Regions from separate parts of the Mus musculus genome. Here region 1 is linked to region 2. A link is a loop called in an ENCODE intact Hi-C map of the cell type or tissue named here. Cell type or tissue: heart. All regions are shown on one strand. Each heading gives the region's core, and the rest is flanking DNA. Links, peaks and the distances in the headings are about the cores only.

Region 1 (11,807 bases), core at 1,321-9,320, 80 kb after region 2:
ATTTGCAGAGATGGACAGGGACAGTGCTTACCGGAGTTGGCAGGAAAGGAAGAAGAGAAAGTGAAGAAAGGGCCCGTGAGTCGGGGACCCTGGTTCTGAAGCTCCGAGAAGACACCCAAGTCATCTGCAAGAAGGTAAGTCCTTGGTGAAGAGCTTTCCTCCAAAATGTGTGTGGCTGTAGCCTTAAGGCCTAGAAAGCAAGCTGCTAAACAACCCGATACACTTCTGATGGCTCCTGTTTGGGGTTGTGTAAACTTACAAAATGTTTTAAGATTATTGTTGTTTTTTTTAATATATTTATTTATTCTGTATATATGAGTACACTGTCCCTGTCTTCAGACACACCAGAAGAGGGCATCAGATCCCATCACAGATGGTTGTGAGCCACCATGTGGTTGCTGGGAATTGAACTCAAAATCTCTTAACCGCTGAGCCATCTCTCCAGCCCCACTTACACATTTTTTAAACTGTTTTTTTTTTTTTTTTTTTTTTTGGAAAAAGCGTCTCAGTATCAGTAGCTCAGGCTAGCCTCAAACTTAATAGATAAAGATGACCCTGAAGCCCTGATCTTGGGCCTCCATCTCCCAAGTTTAAAGTTCTTTTGGGGTTTTGAGACAGGTTCTCACTGCATAGGTCTGGCTGGCCTGAAAATTGCTAGGTAGAGCAGGCTAGCCCTGAACTCAAGAGTGCCTCTGCCTCCTGAGCGCAGGGATTAAAAGTGTGCACCACCGTGGCCAGTGCTCAGTGGTGAGTTCTTTACAGGCATGTGCAAACCATGCTTGTCGAAGGAGTCTTTTAATCAACAGATTTGCCTTCACGTTTTGATTTGTGGTGCCGGGGACTGAAATCAGTGCCCTGCACATGCTGGACAAGCCCCTACCACAGAGCGCCTTCCTAGCCACCCAGCTGTGCCAATTACTTGTGCGCATCTAAGCTAACTAACATGCTTCCGTCTTCTCATCTGGAAATGGGGATTAAAATGGCTCAGCTCTCAGGATTTACAAGAGGCTTTAGGAGATGTAGAACTCTTGGCATATGTTAGTCATCAAACCACAACAAAAAAAGGTGTCTGTTGTTATGTGTAATGGCGCTGCAGCAGTCACATGATGCTTTTGAGTCTTGCTCCACTGGTGGCTGTTGTGGAGGCTTAACAATGTGTTCTTGTTGTCATTTAATAAGGCCAGTCTGTGAAGTGTCACTGGTGTGTCACGTGAGTCCTGCCATGTGTCAGGTTCTGTCCTAGCTTTCCCTGGACTCACGCCTACAACCTCAAATCTCCCGGCTGTGAAATTCCAATTCCGTCTCCGGCTCTAGCCTGAGAGATTCCCCACAGAGGACAGACAGCAGGCTGGAAGAGGGAGTGGAGCAACCCTGCGTCTACGTACCAAAGAGCTCTGAAAAAGGGTCTCCGCTCCCGAAGAACTCCCGGAAGACTTCCTCGGGGCTACGGAAGGTGAATGTGAAGCCAGGCCCCGCACCACCAGTTTCCGATCGAGAAGGACCACTTCCTGGAGGAGAGTCAGGATGAGGAGGGGACGACTTAGTGTGTACATACAGCCCTGAGCCAGGGCATCCCACCTAAGGCATGGCCAGGAACCTTAGAAAGAGCATGCTTTGCCAGAATTTGCCTGCCCCTCCCTCCCTGACCCACTTCCATCCTGGAACCCCACCACTCCACCTACCTGCCCCGGTCAGCCCTTCCCGGCCATAGCGGTCATAGATCTCCCGTTTGTGCTCTAGAAGAAGAGACCTGGTCATTCCTCCCTTTAGGAAAGTTATCGCCCCTCTTGGGCTAGGACGAGTGTCAGAAAATGAAACTTGGGAGACGGCAGGGTATCCAGGGGGGCATGGTTTCAGCAGCTGGCTCATCTCTATGACAGACATGCTCATAGCACCCACTCTGAGCCACTGAGAGAATTTAAAGGAGATAACTCACCAACCTGCCTAGCACGGTGTCTGCCTAACACATAAGGCAATAAACATAAGCTAGGGGCTGAGGGAGAGCTTAGTAGCAGAGACCCTGTCTAACAGGAACAAGACCCTGGGCTCAACACTCAGCTCCACAGAAACAAGTAAATAAATGTCAGCTAATTATACCATATTCTTATTAATAGGCTTATCCTAACCAAGCCACTTCCACAGAGACTAGCTAGGACCACAACAAGAGCATGCGCCACCCTTCCCTGGTACAGCAGTTCTCCTTTGGAATCCTCTTCTCGGTGTGTAACCTGCCTCTGCACATACCTGACTCCTGTCGGTCTTCCCTAACCAGAATACGATAGACCACGGGACGAGGACGGGGCCTGCTTGCCCTCCACTGTCTCCCTAGTACCCGGAAATACCTGGCACAGTAATTTTAGGAGATATTTTCTGGGATCATTTGTGGGGTTTGGTTTTGGTGTTTTGAGACAGGGTCTCATCCTGTATCCAGGCTGTCTTCAACCTCTCTGCAATCACCTTACCTCAGCCTCCTCAGTGCTGAGGTGACAAGTGTGAACCACCACCCACATCATCTCAGAAATACATTTTAAAAGATACTGTTAGCCGGGCGTGGTGGCGCACGCCTTTAATCCCAGCACTTGGGAGACAGAGGCAGGCAGATTTCTGAGTTCGAGGCCAACCTGGTCTACAAAGTGAGCTCCAGGATAGCCAGGACTATACGGAGAAACCCTGTCTCAAAAAAAAAAAAAAAAGATACTATTCATGTAGCCCAGGATGGTCATGAGTTTGATATGTGGCCAAGGAAGACCTTGAACTTTCGATCCTCCTGCCTCCATCTTGTGTCGCTAGGATTACAGGCATGCGCCACCACGCCAAGTTTATGCGGGGCTAGGGATCATACATAGGGCCTTGTGTATGTTACCAAAGCACTCTACTGACAAAGTTACAGCCTCAACTAGTGGTTGTTGTTTTGAAGTTTGTTTACTTATTGAAACAGGACCTTTGACCTTAAAATCCTCCTGCATTACCTTACCTCCTGAGTGCTGGAATTATAGCCATGTCTAGTCAGACTGTTTTCTAAATGAATGAATAAATGAATGAGTGAATGACCTGGGTCTGGAATCATGGCTTGACAGTAGAAAACTTGCTTTAGCATGTGCAATGCCCTAGGCATACTCAAGCACAGAGGAAAAAAAAAAATCACCCATCAGACCTGGATTCATATTCTGGCTCAAGAAATGGGCAAATTATTTCATCTCTCTCAGCCTCAGTTTACTAGCCTACAAAATGGGGGTGATAAGCTGGCCTGGCAGGAAAGCTATGACCTTCCCCGATCAGGACCCAAATTGCTCTTCAGACCCTGCTAGACAGACATAACATGGAGGCGATTAAACACTATCTAAAATAAAATCATGGAGGAGACGGGATGGAGGCGTGGCTTTAGGAAGGAGTACCAAGAATGAATGGAAGCAGGGGGACATGCCGGTCCCTGCAGGACCCCAAGCCTTACTGTCAGATAGTACTTCATAGGCCTCTGCCACCTCCTTAAATTTTTTTTCAGCAAATTCTTTATTATCCGGGTTCTTGTCTGGGTGCCACTGCAGAGCCTTCTTTCGGTACCTGCAGGAAGTGAGTGCAGAGGGAGGGTCAGGAGACTGATGTAGGCTTTGCCCACCGACTACCCTTTTTGCTTAGTCCAACACCCTTTCACTGCCCCGATCCCAGAATACCTCACGACTGCAGCCTGTATTCAGGGGTTTCTCTCCCTGTGGTGTGCCAGGGATATGAGTAAAAAGGAAAGTCCCTGCCATAAGCCCTTTCTTGGGGTTCTTTTGATAGAGCTATCTATAGCCACAGGGAGAGTGGAGACACTGTCCTGTCTCATAGCCTGGGCATTTTAGCACTGCAACCTGGGCAAGCCCACATGTAGGAGCTGGAGGAGAGGGGAGCTGGGTGTATAGAGGACGCTAAAGAAGGTCAGCTCTTCTTCCCTGGCTGGACTTGGTCTTCGTACTTTCCCAAGGGTCTCCTTCCTCCCTTCAGCCAGACCTCTAAAGGGCCCCTGGCACTCAGGGGGGCGGGGAACAAGGGTCAGAGCCTTTCTGTAACACAGCCGAGGCACTTACGCCTTCTTGATGTCATCAGGGGACGCACTCCGCGGTACGTCTAGAATCTCGTAGTAGGATGCCATGGCAACTCAGCGTCAGACGTCCCTCCTCCAGGCTGCGGGAGAGAAGGGGTCAGGCCGACAGAGGCACCGCAGCTCCGTGCGGCCGCAACCCCGGGCAGGCAGGCGACACTTCGAGGTGGAATCGGGCCGGGGAGCCACGCCTGCGGCCAGTGACTAGGCTCCTTCGCAGCCTTTATCTGGTCCCGCAGGCCGGTGCCCAGGGCTATCTCACGGCAGGAGTGGGGAGCCCTACCCGAACCCCCTAAGTCTAGTAACCCGATCTGAACCCCCAACCTGACCCAGCTGGGACCGCACCTCCTCTGCCGGGAGTCCCGCCCCTGCCCCCCGCAGGGGAACCGCCTAGCACCCGCTGCCCGGCTCGCGGCCACTGCGTACGACACGCCAGGCTGGGTTGTGTGCGCAAGCATGCGTCAGCGCCCTGGAAACTACTAGAGACTCAGAGGGCCGGCTCGGCCGGTCACACGAGGGGGCGGGGGCGGGGGGGGCGGGGGCGCTGCAGGGGCTGCTGGGAGATGAGGGCGGAGCCGTTTATTTTAGTTTTTCACCCAGGCGACGTCATTCCCAGGTGGGACTTAGGAGGCTGAAGTCGGCTATATCTTTCCAGCTATGACGCAGTCTCTCAAACACAGGCAGAGGGGCGGTCCGCAAGCTAGGTGCGGGTCCCCTGTCCTGTCGCTGGCCTCTAAAAGTGCTTCACGATCCCTGAGTACTTCCCCCAGGCCATCACCTCCAAGACTCACCGAGTCTCCTCTGGGCCTAACCCTTCTTCATAGCTTAGCTCCAGTGCTAAGTCTTCAAAAGAGGCTGCCCTGGCTCCCCTGAGTAGGTCAGACCTGCTTTTTATAGAGTCTCGTGGCATTTTCTTCTCCACACTGTCAGAGCCACAAATTAACATTTATTTGATGATCATCTATCTCCCCCAGTAGAATGTAAATTATACAAGGTAAGAATTGTGTCCTCCTTCGTTCGTCATCCCCTTAGTCTTTAGTCAGAATTGAAACGTATCAGTTGGACAGCCGAATAACACTTGGAAGACTTTTAACATTTTTGACCTAGAAAGGGTGAGGTAGAAGAGCCTAGTATGAGGAAATTAGTAGACTCAACGTTTCTCTTCCACAGCTGATCGTAAGTAGATCTATTTAGCCTCAGAATGATTTCTGGATTCAGATCTCAGGAAAAGGGAACCTTCCAGAAGTGGGTCTTGTTTTATTCCATCTGGCCAATTCCTAGACATTAGTGTACTGTTTTCTTAGTAGATGCTGCCAGAAGGTACTAAGAATGTAAAGCTATGGGGATAGCTTAGGGGTAGAGTGCTTGCCCAGCAGCCGCCAGACCTTACTTAGCCTCAATTCCCAGCACTGGGGGAGGGATAAAAAATGGCATGGGATGTCACACACACACACACACACACACACACACACACACACACACAGCCTATCAGCAGAACCCACTGGGAAACTCAGAACTCTGAGAGCAGGGAGACCTGGCCTTGCAACCGGATGCTGCTGTGTGACTTGGGAACATCCAAGGCCTGTTTTCCCCCTTAAGTATAGGTAACACCTAGAGTTGTTAGAAGTCAAATGAAGCATGGTTTATGGAAGCTGTTATTAGCATAATGCTTTCTGGTGTCACACATGACCCAAGCAGGAATGGTTGTATGAGTCCAGTCAGTGTTTCAGGACAGGTGACCTGGGGACATCTCATCAAAGCAACAGCTTGAGCACCAACCAAGGGAAGGCTGCCGTCATTTTGTCCCCTTTTCCTGTCTCCCCACCTTCTGAACTCCTGCCTACATCTAGAGACTTCCTACCTACACTTGGGGAATTTTGGTTGTTTCAGCCTTAATAAGAGATGAAGTATCTACCACAGAACTTTGAGGCTCTTGCTTCCCTGATCTAAGGGTGCAGGCACAAGATGAGTTCTGCCAATGAGAAGTCACGACTAAGTGGGACTTCAAATCTGAATAGAGAAAGAGAGATGAAGGTGAAGGTGGCTAAGAATTTGCTTCTGTGTAGTGCAGGTTGCTGTGGGTCCTTCAGCGGCCTCTTGTGCCTGGAGGAGGAAGTGTCTGTCCCCGTGCTGAGGACAGATGATCACTGTCGGGAGGGAGGGGACAGAGCTGCCAGACCTCCTTTGTCACTGCTGTTTGAGGTTTGGCTGCCAGCCCTGCATTGACTGAATCGATGCGAGTTCCATACGTTGCTAATTTGAGGGTGATTTAGTGGCGGGAAATGGTTGATTTAGTTTAGTTTTGCTTTGCTTTGCTTTATTTTGTTTTGTTTTGTTGGTGGTTTAATTTTCTTGGTTAGCTTCTGCTGATTGCAATCGAATTCTGACTGACCCAAGGACCAAGAAGTACTTATATTTGGTTTAAACAAATCAAGAGTAAGTAAATTACTCCAAAATCTTCCAAGTTTTTGCTATTTTTCTCTTTCTCTCATCTCAACACACAGCAGGCTAGCACCTACCAGGAATGTGATATTAAGAAAAGCCAGGCTGGAGAGATGGCTCAGTGGTTAAGAGCACTGACTGTTCTTCCAGAGGTTCTGAGTTCAATTCCCCCACAGGGTGGCTCGCAACCATCTGTAATGGGATCCAATGCCCTCCCTGGTGTGTCTGGAGACAGCTACAGTGTACTCAGAAACATTAAAAAAAAAAAAAAGGATAGAATAGAAAAGCCAGGACTGGTGAGATGGCTCCTCTGATCGCCACTTGGATGCTATGTATGACTCAGGTGTGTGCATACAATAAACATTGCACCTGCACTATAGTCTAAATCCGAGGTGTAGTCTCAACCTTTGGAAGGCTGAGGAGGGAGAGCTACTTCAGGTTCAAGGCCAGTCTAAATAGTGTCAGCTCAGCCCGGACTGCAGAGTGAGGACCTGTCTACACAAAGAAACAAAGAATGCAGGAGGCTGAGACCAAAGGGTCAAAATTAGAGGGCAGCCTGAGCTATGTAACCAATACTTAGAACTTGACAGGATATAAATGAATGCATGGAACATACCTAGCAGAAGCAGATAAAGGCTTACTTTTCTTCATTCACAAAGGAAGTCAAAAGAATTTGCAAAACAAACTTCTTTTTAAAAATTTTAATACTGCCAGGTGAATGTACTTCCAGGACTCAGTATAATTTTTATAAACCCATTCTTGGGGGAGGGGAGGCATGGTCCGAGAATGGAGTCATGTGAGGAGATTTCTTAGTGCTTGTGACCTCAGTGTCCTCAAAACATGAGATTATTCTTGGACTATGCTATTGTTCCCCTCTCGGGTGTAGCAAGGAGGAGTGAGGTTACTTCAGATTTTTACTTCAGATTATTTGTTACAATTGCCCATTACCCGTTTATGTGCTTCTGTGGAAAAACACGTTTTCTGTCAAGTGTGAATTGTCTACTCCCTGTGTCCTGCCTTGTGATTGTACACTTTACCCATGAGACTTCTCTTAGCCCTCAGAGTATAAATTGATGCTCTGGATAAAGAGTTGGCTGTTGCGTGAGACTTTACTCTGCCTTATTTATCGACTCATTCTCCCAGGTCCCACCACCTCTAGCGTGGTAGTGGGGAATGTTGAGACAAGGCTTCATCTAGCCAGCCTGGCCTACAAAGCAAGAACTACGCAGTCACTGACTCAGGGCTACACAGAGAAACCCTGTCTTGAAAACAAACAAACAACAAAAAAACCACAAATGAATAAACAGTGGAAATTATGTTAAAAAATAAAGAGGGACTGGAGAGATATGTGGTTCAGAGCCTGCAGAGCTTTTACAGTGGATATGTTTGGATCCCAGTATCCACACTAGGTAGCACCCAAATACAGCCTTCTGCAAACCCAGCCTCAGGAGATCTGATGCCCTCTTCTGACCTCCGTGGGCACCGGTATGCATAGATACACACAGAGACACATACAAACACACATTGCTTTTAAAGTAAATCTTGTTTTATTTTGTTTGGTTTTTGCATCACGTTTCTCCGTATAGCCCCGTCTATCCTGGAACTAACTCTGTAGAATTTAGCGATCCACCTGCCTCTTGAGTGTTAGATTTAGTCACATACCACCGTGCCAGGCTTTTAAAAAATAAGTCTTTGGGCTGGAGAGATGGCTCAGTGGTTAAGAGCACTGACTGCTCTTCCAAAGGTCCTGAGTTCAGTTCCCAGCAACCACATGGTGGCTCACACCCATCCGTAGTGAGATCTGGCGCCCTCTTCTGGAGTGTCTGAAGACAGCTACAGTGTACTTATAATAAATAAATAAATCTTTTTTAAAAAGTCTTTATTAAAACAAACAAACAAAAACAAAAACAAAAAAACTCAGGTGCAGTGGAACATACCTGTAATGCCAGCACCTAGGAGGATCATGAGTTGAAGGCCAAGTTGGATTACATAACAAGACCCTGTCCCAGAAGAAAGGAAAAAATGATAAACACAGAGTAATGTTAGGTTTGGTAGCCACCAACAGGAGAAGCGGATACAGATTTATTACTGCATCTCACGAAAAGCTGTTGGTACCTTTTGAATCCTGGAGCCTGCAAACATAAATATTCAAATATACAGAAGAACTTATCCTGGTTGGGAAGTTAGGGCAATGCCGAGAAACCCCATGCGTAAAGCCATAAAACCAGACTTGGACTACAGCACAAGGCAGCTCACTCCAAGCACTAACGAGTCACAGGGACAGATAGGAGATAGGACCCAGGGAAAGCCAGTGAAAGGAATGTGTCAAGGTTCTAGATGGTTCTGGAGTCTGTGACCTAAGCTGGAAGGTGTGGCAACAGCAACCCCAAGAGGAGAGAGGCGGGGTTTCAGAAGGAGATGGCCGAGAACCCCACCTTTGGAGACAAAGACAGATTCCTGACACAGCAGAGGCGAGGTCCAAGGCTGGGGACCTGGCTCAGGAGTCTACCTGCAGGAGGTAATTGCTCCCTAGTCTTAGAAGTGTGAAGGATGAAAGCACTTCCTAGGGTTGAGGGAGTCCCCAGGAGCCAGGCTGGGTGGTGCTCACAGCTGCCCCAAGGGAGCTAAGCTGGGTGGTTCCCTTCCCACACTTAAACCCCATCCAACCCAGGCCTGTCAGTGCACGCCAGTGGGAGCTTGGGGATGTGTGTACTAGCTATGCCACATAACTGGAGGAGGACATAGCCACAGAGACAACCAGGGTGGGCTGGTTGTCTCTGTACACCAGACAGAGAAGAGCACCGTGCCTATCTATCTGGAAACACAGCCCAATTGGCAGGTCACTTACTTTCTTCTTAGTCCTCCTGATGGCCTGTCCCAGGTTCTTGCCACACCTCCTGTAAGATATTGTGAGATTCTTCCCAGGGTCAGTGGCAGCCCAAAGATTGTCCCCAAGGGAGTCTCTATCCTGGCTGAGGCCCTGTCTCATCTGCTGCCTTGATGTCCTCTATCCCAGAGTCAGGACAGAGAATTTGTCAGGCGTCACCCCCTCCCTGCCCTCAAGGCGCCTGAGTCACTGTCTAGGCATTGGGCACCTGGCAGGCCAGAAGAGGCAGAGTCTGGCTCCACCATGGACAAGAGGAGCAGTGATCAGAAGAAGCCAGAGCACCCGTTTCTGCTCAGACTTGCCTGGGTTTGGATCCTGCTCCCTCCATTTACTAGCGAGGTAACCTTGGGCAAGACACAGAGCTGCACAAAGCCTCATTTCCACAATTATAAAATAGGCGTACATGTAACACTTCCTTAACAAGTGCTGACTGACTAATATAGCAGGCAACATTTGGGGTGCCAATAATAGAGTGGTGAGCAGCAGAACTTGTCCCCATGGGACTTACAGGAGGTATAATGGCTACATGCATTTTAGGTTTAAACAAGATAATATAAGGTATCCTGGGGATGCTTCAGCTTGTCCAGAGTGCTGGTTGGTTTTCAGTGTCAACTTGACGAAACCTGGAGTCACCTGGTGTGCTGCCTGAGCCCACGTCAACTTACCAGAATCTAGAGTCACCAGAGAGGAGGGAGCCTCAGATGGACAAAAGTCTCCATAAAACCAGGTTGCGGGCAAGCCTGTAGAGCGCTTTTCTTAGTGACTCATGAGGGAGAGGCCAGCCCACTGTGGGTGGGGCCACCCCCTGGGCTGGTCGTGCAGGGTTCTGTAAGAAAGCAGGGTGAGCAAGCCATGGGGAGCAAGCCAGTCAACTACTCCTCCATGGCCTCTGCATCAGCTCCTGCCTCCAGGTTCATGTTGGGATTCCTGTCTCAGTCTCCTTCAATGATGGACCAGATTGGAGGTGTAAGCCAGATCAACCCTTTCCTCTCTGGCTCTGTGGTCATGGTGCTTCACCATAGCGATAGAAACTCTTAAGATACCTTGGAAGAAGGAACTTCAATTGAGGAACTTCCCAGATCACATTTATCTGTAGCCACATCTGTGAGAGATTGTCATGATTGATAATTGATGGAGAAGTGTCCATCCCTCTGTGGGTGACATCATCTCAAGACAGGTAGGCCTGGACTGGACAAAAAACAACAAAACAGGGCTGGGCAGTGGTGGCACACGCCTTTAATCCCAGCACTTGGGAGGCAGAGGCAGGTGGATTTCTGAGTTTGAGGCCAGCCTGGTCTACAGAGTGAGTTCCAGGACAGCCAGGGCTATACAGAGAAACCCTGTCTCAAAAAATCAAATCAAATCAAATCAAATCAATCAATCAATCAATAAATAAATGGCTGGAGAGATGGCTCAGTGGTTAAGAGCACTGACTGCAACTGCGCTTCCAGAGGTCCTGAGTTCAATTCCCAGCAACCACATGGTGGCTCACAACCATTTGTAATGTGATTCAGTTCCCTCTTCTGGTGTGTCTGAAGACAGCTACATTGTACTCATAAATATAATAAAATAAATCTTAAAAAAAAAAAAAGTTTAGCTGAGCACACGCCAGAGAGCAAAGCAGTAAACAGTGTCCTTTAAGGTTCCTGCTCCAGGGCCCCGTCCCAAGTTCTCTCAGCGATGCACTGTGATCTAAGGGTGTAAAATAAAGAAAAGCCTGGCACTGGTTGCAGAAGCCGGGAGGCTGTGATGATTAACCCCAAAGCCCTTCATCGATGCAGTGGTTCTACTGTGCCCTTGGGGACGGGAACTGATCACTGCGTACCAATCGCAGCAGTCTCCAGGCCCACAAGCACTGCATAGGGTCCATGGTTTCCAGCCCCATTTTCACTAAAATGGTGGTAATGTCAGGAATCAGGAACCATCCCCTCCACTGATGGGTTGTTGCTGAGCATCTGCCCATCCCCTTGGATCCCACGGTCCAGGCAGTAGACCTCCCAGTGGGCATTGGCCTTCTACACACTGGACTGCCCCAAGTGGACTGAGACGCGCTCACACTGGGCAGGCAGAGGACAGCTTTGGGGGAAACCTAGACCTTGCCTGAACACAAGCTCCATCCCCTTTTCCTTCTGCCTTCTTTAGTTAAGAGTCAAGGATCCTGGGCTTGCTCGCCTTGCCCCACCTCCCGGCTCTAAGCTTTTACTGACAAGTGTTGAGGGCTGTGCCAAAACTCTGGGGGAAACAGATGTGGGTAGATCTAAACTTCTAGGGCCTCACTTGGTGACTAAGCATCCCGGGAAGGGACAGGAGAGGATCCAATGGGTCTGGCAGAGTGTGATAGTAACCCATCTGTGTCCAGAAAGAAATGAGAGCCAACAGTGAGAAAAGCAAGAGAAA
Region 2 (11,807 bases), core at 2,118-10,117:
TGAGCTGGCAGGTTTCACTCCAGCATCTGGCTTCTGAGTCTTCACTGGTAAAATTGAATGTTTTGAGATTTTGTTTTTTAAAGAACAAAGAGTGGTATCCACTCACAATCCCACTACCCAGGAAGCTGAGACAGAAGAAACAAGAGTTCATGTTCAGCCTGGTCTACATAATGGCTACCTGGCCAGCCTGAGTCACATTGTCATACACTGTCTCAATCACAGCAGTAAAATCAGGCTGGAAGTGTGGCTCAGTGGTAGAGTGCTCATCTAGCATCCACAGCAACCTGGGTCTAGTCCTCGGCTCCGAAAAAGAGAAATCTAGCAATGTCTTATGTCTACTGGTAAACCCTGTGTCTTAGGGTTTCATTGTTGTGAAGAGACACCATGACCACTGCAACTCATAAAGGGCAACATTTAATTGGGGCTGGCTTAGAGGCTCAGAGGTTCAGTCCATCATCACTATGGGAGGAAGCATGGCAGCATCCAGGCGGGATGGAGGAGCTTAAACTTCTACCTTTTGTTCCAAAGACAACTAGGAGAAGACTGGCTCCCATGTGGCTTGGAGGAGGGTCTCATTGCCAACCCCCACAGTGACACACTTCCTCCAACAAGGCCACACCTCCTTATAGTGCCACTCCCTGGACCAGGCATATTCAAACCACTGCATCCTGATTTTCTCCATTTCTAAAAACTTCCCAGATACTGATTGTGTTGGCCAACTTGATACCAGATAACGCAGATCCTACAGTACAGAGACAGTAGAAATAAGATCAAGTCTTATAATCCCATAGTTGGGGAGGCTGAGGCAAGAGGCTCACTGCGAGTTGGAGGCTAGCATGAATTAGATATGGCCCAAGAGCAGTGTGGGCTACTTGGTGATACCCTGTCTCAACACACACACACACACACACACACACACACACACACAGAGGGGAAAGAAAACGGGGGAGAGGATACCAAGTCACATTGCATTGCAGACAAGACAGACAAGCAGGGCATCTTTACTATAGCTTCAGACTGAGTCAGCCAACTTCATGTGAGCCAGAGCAATATGCTGAGCAGTGATTGAAAGGGAGATCAGGCTGCTGCTCGCTGAACAGAAGCAAGCAGCAAAGTTTCATTGATTTTCCTGGAATGGATTAAGGCTTAGTAATTGCCCATTGGTCATGGGAAAGATTTCAAAAGATCTTTTCCTTCTTGGGCACAAACATTCTGGTCTTGTGGCTTGCAGGCTAATGTGTAGTGACTTAACCCAGGAACCACCAAGTCACTCATTGTCACACAAATGTCCTGGCCCCTTCATTTAGTCTGAACGTCCTGATGAGGCTGAGGAAGTGCAGGTGCTTGAGCTGTTTGGAGAGGAAAAGGGCAGGGTATAAGATACTCAACACAGCCGTAATGGCGACAGGCCGCACTAATCCAGCACTATAGTCTTAGACAATTTAAAAGTGTGTGTGTGTGTGTGTGTGTGTATGTATGTGTGTATGTATGTGTGTGTGTATGTGTGTGTGTATGTGTGAGTGTGTGTGTGTGTATGTGTGTGTGTGAGTGTGCGTATGTGTGTGTGTATATGTGTGTGTATATGTGTGTGTGTGTATGTGTGTGTGTGTGTATGTATGTGTGTGTGTGTGATGGGTTTGTGTGTGTGTGTGTGTGAGTGTGGACTTGCTCATGCCAGGGCAAACATGAGGGCAGATGACAATTTTCAGAAGTCAGTTCTCTCCTTCCACCTTATAGGCTCCTACAGGGACAGGGACAATATGAAAGAAAGATGTGCCAAGACTTTTGACCCATTCAAAAATCTGAAGTACAAGTCCAAAGGATGAGTCCATGTTTTTAGCAAAAGTGACTTCAAGTTTCTGCAAAGCAACTACTATCACAGCCTGATGCCAGAGGTGACATAGCAAAGCTGGAGGGACAGTCCCTGTGCAGCTCAGTGCGCTCTAATCACTGAGCCATCTCTCCAGCCCCCAGTCTGGTATTTCATTGGCAGTATGTTTCATAGCAAGGATGGTGAGTGTGGGTGGAGTACTGACCTGCACCAGTTCATGAGAACTGACTGTGAGATTCCCAAGGATTCGGTGACCCTGTTGTTAACCGCAGCAATCCTCAAAGCATTATGGTACAATTAAGCAAATTATATTGCAGAGACAGTTAAAATTTAAAACCATCAGCTTTTCCACTATCGTACCACATTTTAAACTTTCTGCTGTACAGGTTACTTATGTCCAGTGCATCTGCCGGGCAGAAGCACACACAGTGGCTTGCTTTTCTGTACAACTCTTCCCAAATCCGTGTCTAGCTCTAGTGGCATCACGTTCATAGCTTGAAAACAGCCATATGGAATATTTACATTTCAGAACATCGAGTGTAAAGGCAAGTGTTACCCCAAGCCTTTTTCAATGCCTGACATCGCCAAGCGTTTCCGGTTTTGTTTACCTCATCAATTAAAACAGAACATCATTTTAAACTCACATTTCCTAGGTTGACATGAGACGGGCTTTCATATGTTCATGACTTGGAGTTTAATAGCATCTCTCGCTCTCATAAATACTACTTTTAAAATATGTCTGTACTTTCTGCTTAGTTAATACACAGGACCCCAAATACTTAGTTGGATTCAACGATGCAGAACCCACTCATATGGAGAACCATACCCTGTTTTAGCTATCAGTAGCTTAGAATGTAGCCCCTCCCCCACGTAACCAGACCTTAGAGAACAGATGAGAACATCCTTCCCATGGTCCACTTAGCACTCAGCTTCATACATAATGCGACTTACATAATTATTAATGAGTAATTAATTAACTGTACAAATGAGTAGGGATACAATGATATCTAAAGGATGATTAAGAAGCTACACAGATGTAGTCTGTCACCCACTGAACGGATCTTGAAACTGCCCCCTTTGAAGTGAGGGTGGCAGGACCTTTCCAGAATCTATCCCTGTTCATTTCCATCCCAAGTATAAAAGCAACAGATGCCCCCCACCCCCACCCCAGAGACCTGTGATCCCTGGAAAGACTATTTTTACACTCATGGTAGGTCGACTCTGTTTTGAACCTCAAAGCCACAAGAGTCCTGATCCATCGATGTATGGATGAGTTTTAAGATTGCTATTCAACATTCTTGACATGGAAACATAATATTGGAATTGCCCCCCTCAACTGCTTTAAGGAGTAGAAAGAGCCAGTAGGGGCGGCTCATGCCTGTATCTCCAACAATTGCAAGACTGAGGCAGGATTGCCATGGATTTGAGGCCAGCCTGGGCTACATAGTGAGCTCTGGAAAAGCCTGAACAAAACTGAAATCCTGTCTGAAAGAAAAAAAAAATCATGAGTATCAGAATCAAACCTCAGGGCCACCCAAACAGCTGTGTTGAAAAGGTCACTGACTTCTGTGTTCCTCTGAGACCTACTAAGTAGCATAACATTTAACCAAAGAGGATAGAAAAAAGCCTACGAAAGTCTCTTGCAGTTGTTCTAGGCTCTGCACACTAATTTATGGAGTCATAAGCCCAGCTGTGCCATCCATTTGTAACTAGAGACAGATTACTCTCATAATTCCGTTGTCTACAAAATGCTGACAGTAAAATTGTGAGAATTACATACGATAACGTTTATCATAACATAAACTCATGGAAGTCAGCGGCTGTGCTAACACCACCGGGGCGCTAGAGCGCGCTGCCGCCGCCGCGGTGGGCCGTCCTGCCTGAGGGTGCTCCAGGAGCGGAACGCCTCGCAGCGGCTTCGAGGCCGCTGACAAAGGAAAGGGCGGAGGGGGGGGGGTCAACGCCTGGAGGACTCGACTTGATGGAGGCGGGGCGAGAGAGGCATCAGGGGCGGGGCCTGCCAAGGAAGCCCGGACAGCGGAGACAAGGTCTGGAGAGTAGGCGTGACGGGGCGGAGCTAGTGGCGCAATGAGGGCGGGTCATGAGACGTGGCTCCTAACGGGGCAAAGCTAGTGGAACAGTGGGGCGGGGCGCGGTGTGACTGGAGCTGACTAGTCCACGTGGTTAGAACGCAGCCTGATTGGAGGAAGGCGGGTCGGTGAGGCGGGAGCGGAACCGGAACGCGTCCTGACAGGGGCGGAGCTCTCGGAGTAGTGAGGGCGGGACGCGGCCTGACTGGCACAGAGCAGTCAGCGTGTTTGGAACCAGGCCTGACGGGAGCTGAGCGAGTAGCGGGAGGGGGCGGAACCCGACCGAGGCCTGACAGGGGCGGAGCTCGCGGAGCAGCGGGGGCGGGGCGAGGCCTGGTAGAGGCGGAGTCCCGGTGCGGCCTGACGAGAGGCGGAGCCCACAGCTCGGCGAAGGCGAGGCCTGATCCGGGAGGGAGGAGCGGAGCGTCAGGGGCGGGCCGGAGTCCGGCTCCTGGAGCGGAGTGCGGTGGGGCTATGCAGGTGTGTTGCTGTTGCCGGTCCCGCCTCCACTTCGGCTCGGTGGCAGGCCGCGCGCCCTTTCGGAGCTAAGCTTAAGGCGGCGCTGACACGGGCGTACTCCGGTTTCAAAGTAAAACTGAAACCCTCCGAGGTGGCCTGACCTTCCCGGAGCCGGAAGGGCTGTCTAGTGACTGACGGGGCTAAGGGACAGGTGTAGTGGTGCTTTGATTCCGGACACGGTGGCGCGCCGGCTAGTGGCCTTTCCAGCTTTGAGGTCCTCTTGGAGGCGGGATTTCCTAGCTGGGCGGGGCGTGGATTATCTGATTAGGGGGCGGGCCTTTCCGATCCTGTACTCCAGGGACAAAACTGGGTGGAGGTCCTCTTGCCCTGGGACTGAACCTTTGAGCCGAGAGCGATCGAGCTAGGAATCCACATCTGTCGCCAGTGAAGTCCTCGGAAGCAGAGGTTGAGCCTTGGGGCTCTCATTTCTAGGGGGCTGAAAGAGGGATCCTAGACCCGGCAGCCACCTGAACTCTCCACTTCTCCCTGTAGATGGCTATGAACGGCAGGGCTCGGAAAGAGGCCATCCAGGCCACAGCCCGAGAGCTCCTGAAGTTCGTGAACCGGAGTCCCTCTCCTTTCCACGGTAGGTGACCAGGGTTAGGGAGGCTAGGAGTGGGAGTGACTTGACCAACTTCCATCGCTGAGAGAGCCCTTTTCCTACAGTCGTGGCTGAGTGCCGCAGCCGCCTCCTCCAGGCTGGCTTCCGTGAACTCAAGGAAACAGAGGGCTGGGATATCGTACCAGAAAACAAGGTACTAAGGGATAGCGTGGGGGCAGACACTATTGCAAAGGCCTGTGTCCCGGATCATAAAGCAACTCACGCCCCTGTCTTTCAACTCTCTCCCCCAGTACTTCTTAACCAGAAACTCCTCCTCCATCATTGCTTTTGCTGTGGGGGGCCAGTATGTTCCTGGCAATGGCTTCAGCCTCATTGGGGCCCACACGGACAGTCCCTGTCTCAGGGTAAGAAGTTAGGACTTGTTTGGACTGAAGGGAGGTGTGGGGGGGGGCGGTTGGGAAGAAGAGATCCTGGAGGTAGAGTTTGCAAGGCCCTATCCCAAGGTCCCGGGAAGAAGGTAGACCCGCCCCATGCTCTCATGTTCCCCACATACACTTTCAGCTGTCAACTGATGTGCTATCTGCTCTGTATAACTTACTGCCTGAGTCTCCCTTCCAGATGTTGTCTTTCAGACATTCCCTTTTTTCTCATTCTTACGCTCAGGTGAAACGCAAATCGCGCCGAAGCCAGGTGGGCTACCACCAGGTCGGTGTTGAGACCTACGGCGGTGGGATCTGGAGCACATGGTTCGACCGGGACCTGACCTTGGCTGGACGCGTCATTATCAAGGTGGTATCGAGGGGCTAGGAACTGGGGAGGCTCTCACTTCCGGCAGCCTGAAGCTTGAATGTCTTCCCATTTCTTAAGTGTACCAGTGAAGAGTCCTCGTGGGGAAGAGGGGACATGATTATTCTGGGTTTAGTAAGGGATTTTATCAGCTGGATTTGGGAGGTGCCCAGTTCTGACCTGGCCGGTTGGCCACAGTGCCCTACCTCAGGCCGGCTGGAGCAGAGGCTCGTCCATATAGAACGGCCCATCCTGCGCATCCCACATCTGGCCATCCATCTGCAGCGAAATATCAATGAGAACTTTGGGCCCAACACAGAGATCCACCTGTGAGTCCACATTCGAGCCAGGGTTGTGATGGCTGTGAGGGTGGGATATGGCACTGGGGAACAGAGGACCACCCCTTAGTGGTCAAGTTCCACGTTTGGAAACCAGTTCTATCCATTTGGGGAGTGCGCTGGGAATCAGTCGGAGGACTAGAAGTTCATGGCTGTCCCTCTCCCTTCTCTCAACCCATTTCCCCACAGAGTCCCTATTCTTGCCACAGCAGTTCAGGAAGAGCTGGAGAAAGGGACTCCTGAACCAGGGCCTCTCGGTGCCACTGTAAGAAGCTCCCCTGGCCCGGAGAGGGTGGGCAGAGGGGAGCAGACCAGTCCCCTAGAGGGGCAAAGGATGAGCAGGTCCACCTTCCAACATCCCCTGCCTTACAGGATGAGCGGCACCACTCGGTCCTCATGTCCCTGCTCTGTACCCATCTGGGCCTGAGTCCTGACAGCATCATGGAGATGGAGCTCTGCCTGGCAGACACCCAGCCTGCAGTAAGGAGTGGCTGTAGGCCCTCGTGGTGGGGTCCTCCAGGGTCCCTGTCAGCCATAGCATATCCCCGAAGCTCCTCAGTTAGTCTCATCCTTGTTCTTCCCAGTTGGTGGCACTTCCTCTGCTTTCAGTAGTTCCCAGATAAGCAGAGCATCTCCCCAGAAGACCGTCCTACTGAGACTGGGGGTGATGTGTGACATGGCCCCTGTCTGCTCTGAACCTCTGAGGGCAAGAGGCCTGGTGCCTTCCAAGTGCTAAGTAGGGAGCTGCTAGTCTTTGGCTCCTTGGTCCTATGTTTGTGTTAGCTGTTTTCTTCCTTTTAGTCGGCATTGTTTTGTTTTTATTAGACAGGGTTTCTCTGTGTAGCCCTGGCTATGCTGGAACTATGTAGACCAGGCTGGCCTCCAACTTAGAGGTCCGCCTGCCTCTGCCACCCAAGTGCTGGGATTAAAGGTGTGCCCCACCATCGCTGGCTGCTTTTCTTTTTTTTGGTGACTGACCACTTAGCCCTCCTTTGGCCTGCCCCTCTGAGACAAGTCAGATGCTGTAGGATGCCCTTTCCTGGCCTTCATTCTCTGCTGAACAGCAAGAATAGTTTCCTGAGCCAACAGTCAAGAGTTGCTCTGGCCCTTGGGAACAGGGAGAAGTGGTGAGGGCCCGGGCACTTAGGTGTTCCTCCTGTCTTTCTAGGTCCTGGGTGGAGCCTATGAAGAGTTCATCTTCGCTCCTCGACTGGACAATCTGCACAGCTGCTTCTGTGCCCTGCAGGTGAGAAGCCAGAGCAGCCCAGGCAGCACGAGAGCTGGGGAGACATGGCTGCTTAGCCAGGCCTTCACCCTGTTGGCACTGGGAAGGGCCCATGCACTGTAGCCTTGACATCACTATTACTGTGCTGCTCTGGGACCAGGAGCTGACAGTGTTCAGGGTGCCATGGTGTCTTTTACTTTTCCTTAATGACCTCTGTCTGAAAACAGGCCTTGCCACCATGAAAAACAATTCTCACTTTCTTCTGCTTCTCTCATTCTGCCTCTGACTTAAAGCTCCTCCTTGTCCCCTGCCAGCCTTCTTTGGGATCCTTGGGACCTCAGTAGGGCTGTCTGTACCTCTTGGTCACCTTCATGTTCTTCACTGTCTCTCTCCCCCAGTCAGGCTGTTTCTCAGCTTTCTACCCTTTGCCCCTCCTCTGCTTTCTAACCTGCCTTTCCCTGCCTGTCTGTGACTGGAGATAGGCTTTGGGTGGTAACTGTAGCTCCGGGGCCTGTGTCTGCTTCTGAGCCAGCCAGCTGGGTTGTTCATGGACATGTCTAGAGCTGTTAACAGAAGCCCATCAGTTTGACTGATCTTCATAATCATTGGCCTCCCAGGACTTATAGTTTCAGTCTGTCTTCAACATTATCCTCCTGCCTTCTGCATGGGAGTGTATGAGAGCAAATGCTCAGAGAATGGATTTACTTATCCCACTAGAAAGGTCCTACTCCACCTGCCAGGCAGGACCCTAAGAGAAAGGTTGCGAGAGCCCAGCCCACTTCCCTGGCAGGGCAGCATGTCCCTCCCAGGTCCTGGCAGACAAAGTTGTAAGAAGCAAAGGTCAGGGATAATGAGCCTGTCTCCTCCCCATCTAGGCATTGATTGATTCCTGTGCATCCCCTGCCTCTCTGGCCAGGGATCCACATGTGCGCATGGTCACACTCTACGACAATGAAGAGGTATGTGGAGGGCTGGGGCAGAGGTCCCTCAGTGGAGTAGTCAGTAACTGCCTGGTGGCCCACACTCAGAGCGAGCCAGGGCATTCTAGAGGCCCCAAAGAGGGAGGAAGGAGAGCTGCCAGTGCTCCCATAGCACTTGTTCCCTCCTGGCCCTGCATAGATTTTTATAATGGATTCCATAGCCTGTATTCTATGTGTACCTTGCTGCATTCCTACCCCAAGGATGGGGCCACTACACAGGTCATCCTTTCAGGTCTGTGGCTTGGCACATAGCGGGTTGTCAGCTATGTTGTTTAGCTGTAATCTTGAGATGCTATAGTGGAGCTTGACAGGTAGATGTTCTCTTTCATGTAACTCCCTGGGTCAGCTAGTGGTTTGGATAGGTCTCTGGTCTATTATGCTAGTTGGCTATTCCATCTCTGGCTATCATGTCTATACCCAGTCAGCAGTAAAGGAGAGGGCAGAGAGAATAGATGCCTTTGTCTTCAAGAGTGTGGTCTGGAAATGGAATTCATTATTGCTCACATTCACAGAACCCAGTGTGGCCACATTCAGTTACAAAGGAAACTGGGAATGCTGTCTCTAGCTGGGTAGTTAGTTATATAGCTTTAACACCTGCCTAGCCCTGGGTGTAAATGTGGGGGACCAGTGTGGAAACCTCCATCAGTAAATGCTATTTCTAGTCCATGAATGACTGGGAATTAGTCTGGCCCTAGTCTACTGTCATATGTTCAGAAAGGAGAGTCTCTAAGGATACTTCTCTCTACCAAGTGACTCAGGTGGATCCCGGGCCATCCTGAACACTTTTACAGTCCAGGCGCATGTCCAGATTCCCACAGTCAAATCTCTGCCATCTCCAGGTGGGGTCAGAGAGTGCACAAGGAGCACAGTCCCTGCTGACGGAGCTGATACTACGGCGCATCTCAGCCTCACCTCAGCGTCTGACTGCCTTCGAGGAAGCCATACCTAAGTCCTTCATGATCAGTGCAGACATGGCCCATGCTGTGCACCCAAACTACTCGTGAGTCTTCATACCAGACAGTACTTATGCTAGAGACGCGGCATAGCCCACTTGCAGGCTAGTTCCTGGGCCTGCCTTTCTCCATCTGCTGGGAGGTTCAGGAGTCTTCCATTTGATTATTCCAAGGCCAGACTTATGCAAAGCCATGTGTTGCCTAAGCCGGGTGTATATATTAAGTAAGCTTTGTCTGTGACCTTGCTTCCTTTCATGGCTAGAATCTGCCTGAATCGTTTGTTCTGATGCCCTTGAGGACACGCAGGGCTAGGTGGGAAAGAGTGCCATGATCCATTAGTGCCATCTGCCTTGGAAGGGGTAGTGGCTGTTGACAGCCCCCACCACAGTGTGCCATCCTGATCTTTATCACCTCTCACAGGGACAAGCATGAAGAAAACCACCGGCCTTTGTTCCATAAGGTAAGATGCTGCTTCTCAAAGATGTGGCGGCCTGGCCGACTCTGGCCTCTGTGGTTCACACAGGCCTCACATCATCTCTGTTCTGGGACTTTTGCCAGGGTCCTGTGATCAAGGTGAACAGCAAGCAGCGCTACGCCTCTAATGCAGTGTCTGAGTCCATGATTCGAGAGGTGGCTGGCCAAGTTGGGGTGCCCCTGCAGGTGAGTGTGCATCTTTTCTAGGAAGGCTTGGTGGAGGGAGCAGAATAAAGACATAAACTGATGAGCTCCCAGTAAGTGAGGAGCATAGGAGAGAGACTTTAGTGGAGGGAGTCCCAGTGAATGAGAAGATCTGGGGTTTGGGGTGCAGAGCTAGATGCAGTGCTGGCTTTGTTGTGGTGACTTTGGCCTAGTTTGCTAAGCTGTCTTGAGTTTTTGTGTGCCCATTGGTAAAGTGAGGGTGATAATGAGCCCTACCCTGCTGATCTCTGTAAGGATTACTCCTGCCACCTGGTAGGTTAGTCCTGCCCCTTTTCCTTCTATAACCCCATGTCTCTGTGTCTTTCTTTACTTTTACTTCAACCCAGAAGGAAGATTCAGGACTGGTGAGCCTAGAACCCCAAGTGTTCATTTTCCCTCTGGCCTGAGATCACCCATCACTGTCCTTAGGGCACTACATGAGTACACACACTCCACATCAGAGACTTGGCCCAGGCCAGTCCATCGATGGACAACACCCAAGTTCTGGGAGAGGCAGGACCAGACAAGGGCCGTCTCTGCATCAGTGTCTCCATCTTGTCCCATGTAATGTCTGATCATTCCACTCACAGAGAGGTCTCTGGGAGGAAGTGAGAGGCAGCTGCTGAGAAACAAATACCATGGGGAGGTCCAGAGGGCGAACATCTCAGCCAGAGGGAACAAACAGAAAGATCCCCAGGGGGAAAAGGAATGAGTTAGTCTAGTAGCAGAAGAGAAGGCCCAAGTTGAGAGCAAGAGGGACAGGAGAAGAGACTCACCTAGACCAGTTTGCTTCTGAAGCTCTTCTGGTGCTGGGCCGGGCCTCAACTTCTTTGCATGACCCCTTCAGTCCTGAACCTTCAACTGCCACTGAGGCTGCACCTTCACCAGTCACCTTCACCAGTGGCCTCTCAGTGCCTCTTAGTTCCAAGCCTCAGCTGCTCTCCACGACCCCTTCATGCCTTCACAACCAGTACCACCTGGGTGACTCTTACACATTATCAAGTCCGCCTGCAGCACAAAGTACAACCTTGGCCACCTCTGAAACATAGCTTCCCTGTGCTCTCAGAAAACACTTCCCAGAAGATTTCACCTCAGGGATGGTCTCTTCCTAATCACTACTAATTTCTTAGCTCCAGCTGACCAGCATCAGTTGTCCTTGTAATGTAAAAGTTTCACTATCAGTCCCAGCAAACCAGAACCACAGAATCTTAAAATAGCAGATGGCCCTGATAGAGTCTACTCTTCCCTCTGAAGTTTCATAAGCCAGGCCTCCATCTTCTGCACTCTCTCAACATTCTTATCTTCCAAGCTCCTACAGAACTTCCCACTGAGGTCTTAACACTCACTGGCTCTTCTAGCCCAAAGTTCCAAAGTCCTTCCACAATTATCCCCAAAACATGGTCAGGTCTGTCACAACGATACCTTGCTTAGTCAGGGTTTCTATTGCTGCAACAAAACACCATGACCAAAAAGCAAGCTGGGCAGGAAAAGGTTAATTCAGCTTACACTGAAGGAAGGCAGGACAGGGACTCAAGCGGGACTGGAACCGGAAGGCAAGAACTGACATAGAGACCATGGAAGGGTGTTGCTTACTGACCTGCTTCACGTGGCTTGCTCAGCCTGCTTTCCTACAGAACTCTGAACCACCAGGCCAGGATGGCACCACCCACAATGGTCTGGGCCCTTCCCCATTGATCACTAAGAGAAAATGCCTTACAGCTGGATCTCATGGAGGCATTTCCTCAACTGAGGCTCCTTTCTCTCTGATGACTGTAGCTGTGATGACTGACAGACAAACCAGCCAGTACAATGGGTTAATACTGTAATTCTCACCTGACAAAAGTT

The links. A loop is a pair of places that touch in the nucleus more often than their neighbours do. Peaks named below come from ENCODE experiments on the same cell type or tissue, not always from the same donor. Only the 100,000 strongest peaks of a DNase experiment are listed, where the experiment ranks them.
Region 1: it touches region 2 in a loop (2.2-fold over the local background); 4 of 42 quality-filtered maps call a loop at or near these places.

Annotation. Positions count from the first base shown.
Region 1 is chr1:75,229,209-75,241,015 of GRCm38, reverse strand. A630095N17Rik (RIKEN cDNA A630095N17 gene) reads left to right here and starts at 8,923. Exons shown (of 3, transcript NM_001243090.1): 1 at 8,923-9,041. The coding sequence starts at 8,942. It overlaps Dnajb2 (DnaJ heat shock protein family (Hsp40) member B2), which reads right to left and starts at 4,593. Exons shown (of 9, transcript NM_001159883.1): 1 at 4,427-4,593; 2 at 4,068-4,164; 3 at 3,452-3,561; 4 at 1,683-1,736; 5 at 1,386-1,508; 6 at 32-124. The coding sequence starts at 4,132. In heart, for the core only: CTCF peaks have their summits at 6,186 and 8,334 (motif pointing left); DNase peaks (open chromatin) are centred at 4,515 and 6,205; H3K4me3 peaks cover 1,944 bases; H3K27ac peaks cover 2,515 bases.
Region 2 is chr1:75,309,929-75,321,735 of GRCm38, reverse strand. It overlaps Dnpep (aspartyl aminopeptidase), which reads left to right and starts at 4,719. Exons shown (of 15, transcript NM_016878.4): 1 at 4,719-4,845; 2 at 4,933-5,026; 3 at 5,107-5,195; 4 at 5,293-5,406; 5 at 5,666-5,791; 6 at 5,987-6,117; 7 at 6,316-6,391; 8 at 6,499-6,606; 9 at 7,295-7,372; 10 at 8,227-8,310; 11 at 9,171-9,331; 12 at 9,705-9,744; 13 at 9,843-9,944. The coding sequence starts at 4,933. In heart, for the core only: CTCF peaks have their summits at 3,646 and 4,606; DNase peaks (open chromatin) are centred at 3,975, 4,675, 6,085, 6,545 and 2 weaker places; H3K4me3 peaks cover 2,529 bases; H3K27ac peaks cover 2,872 bases.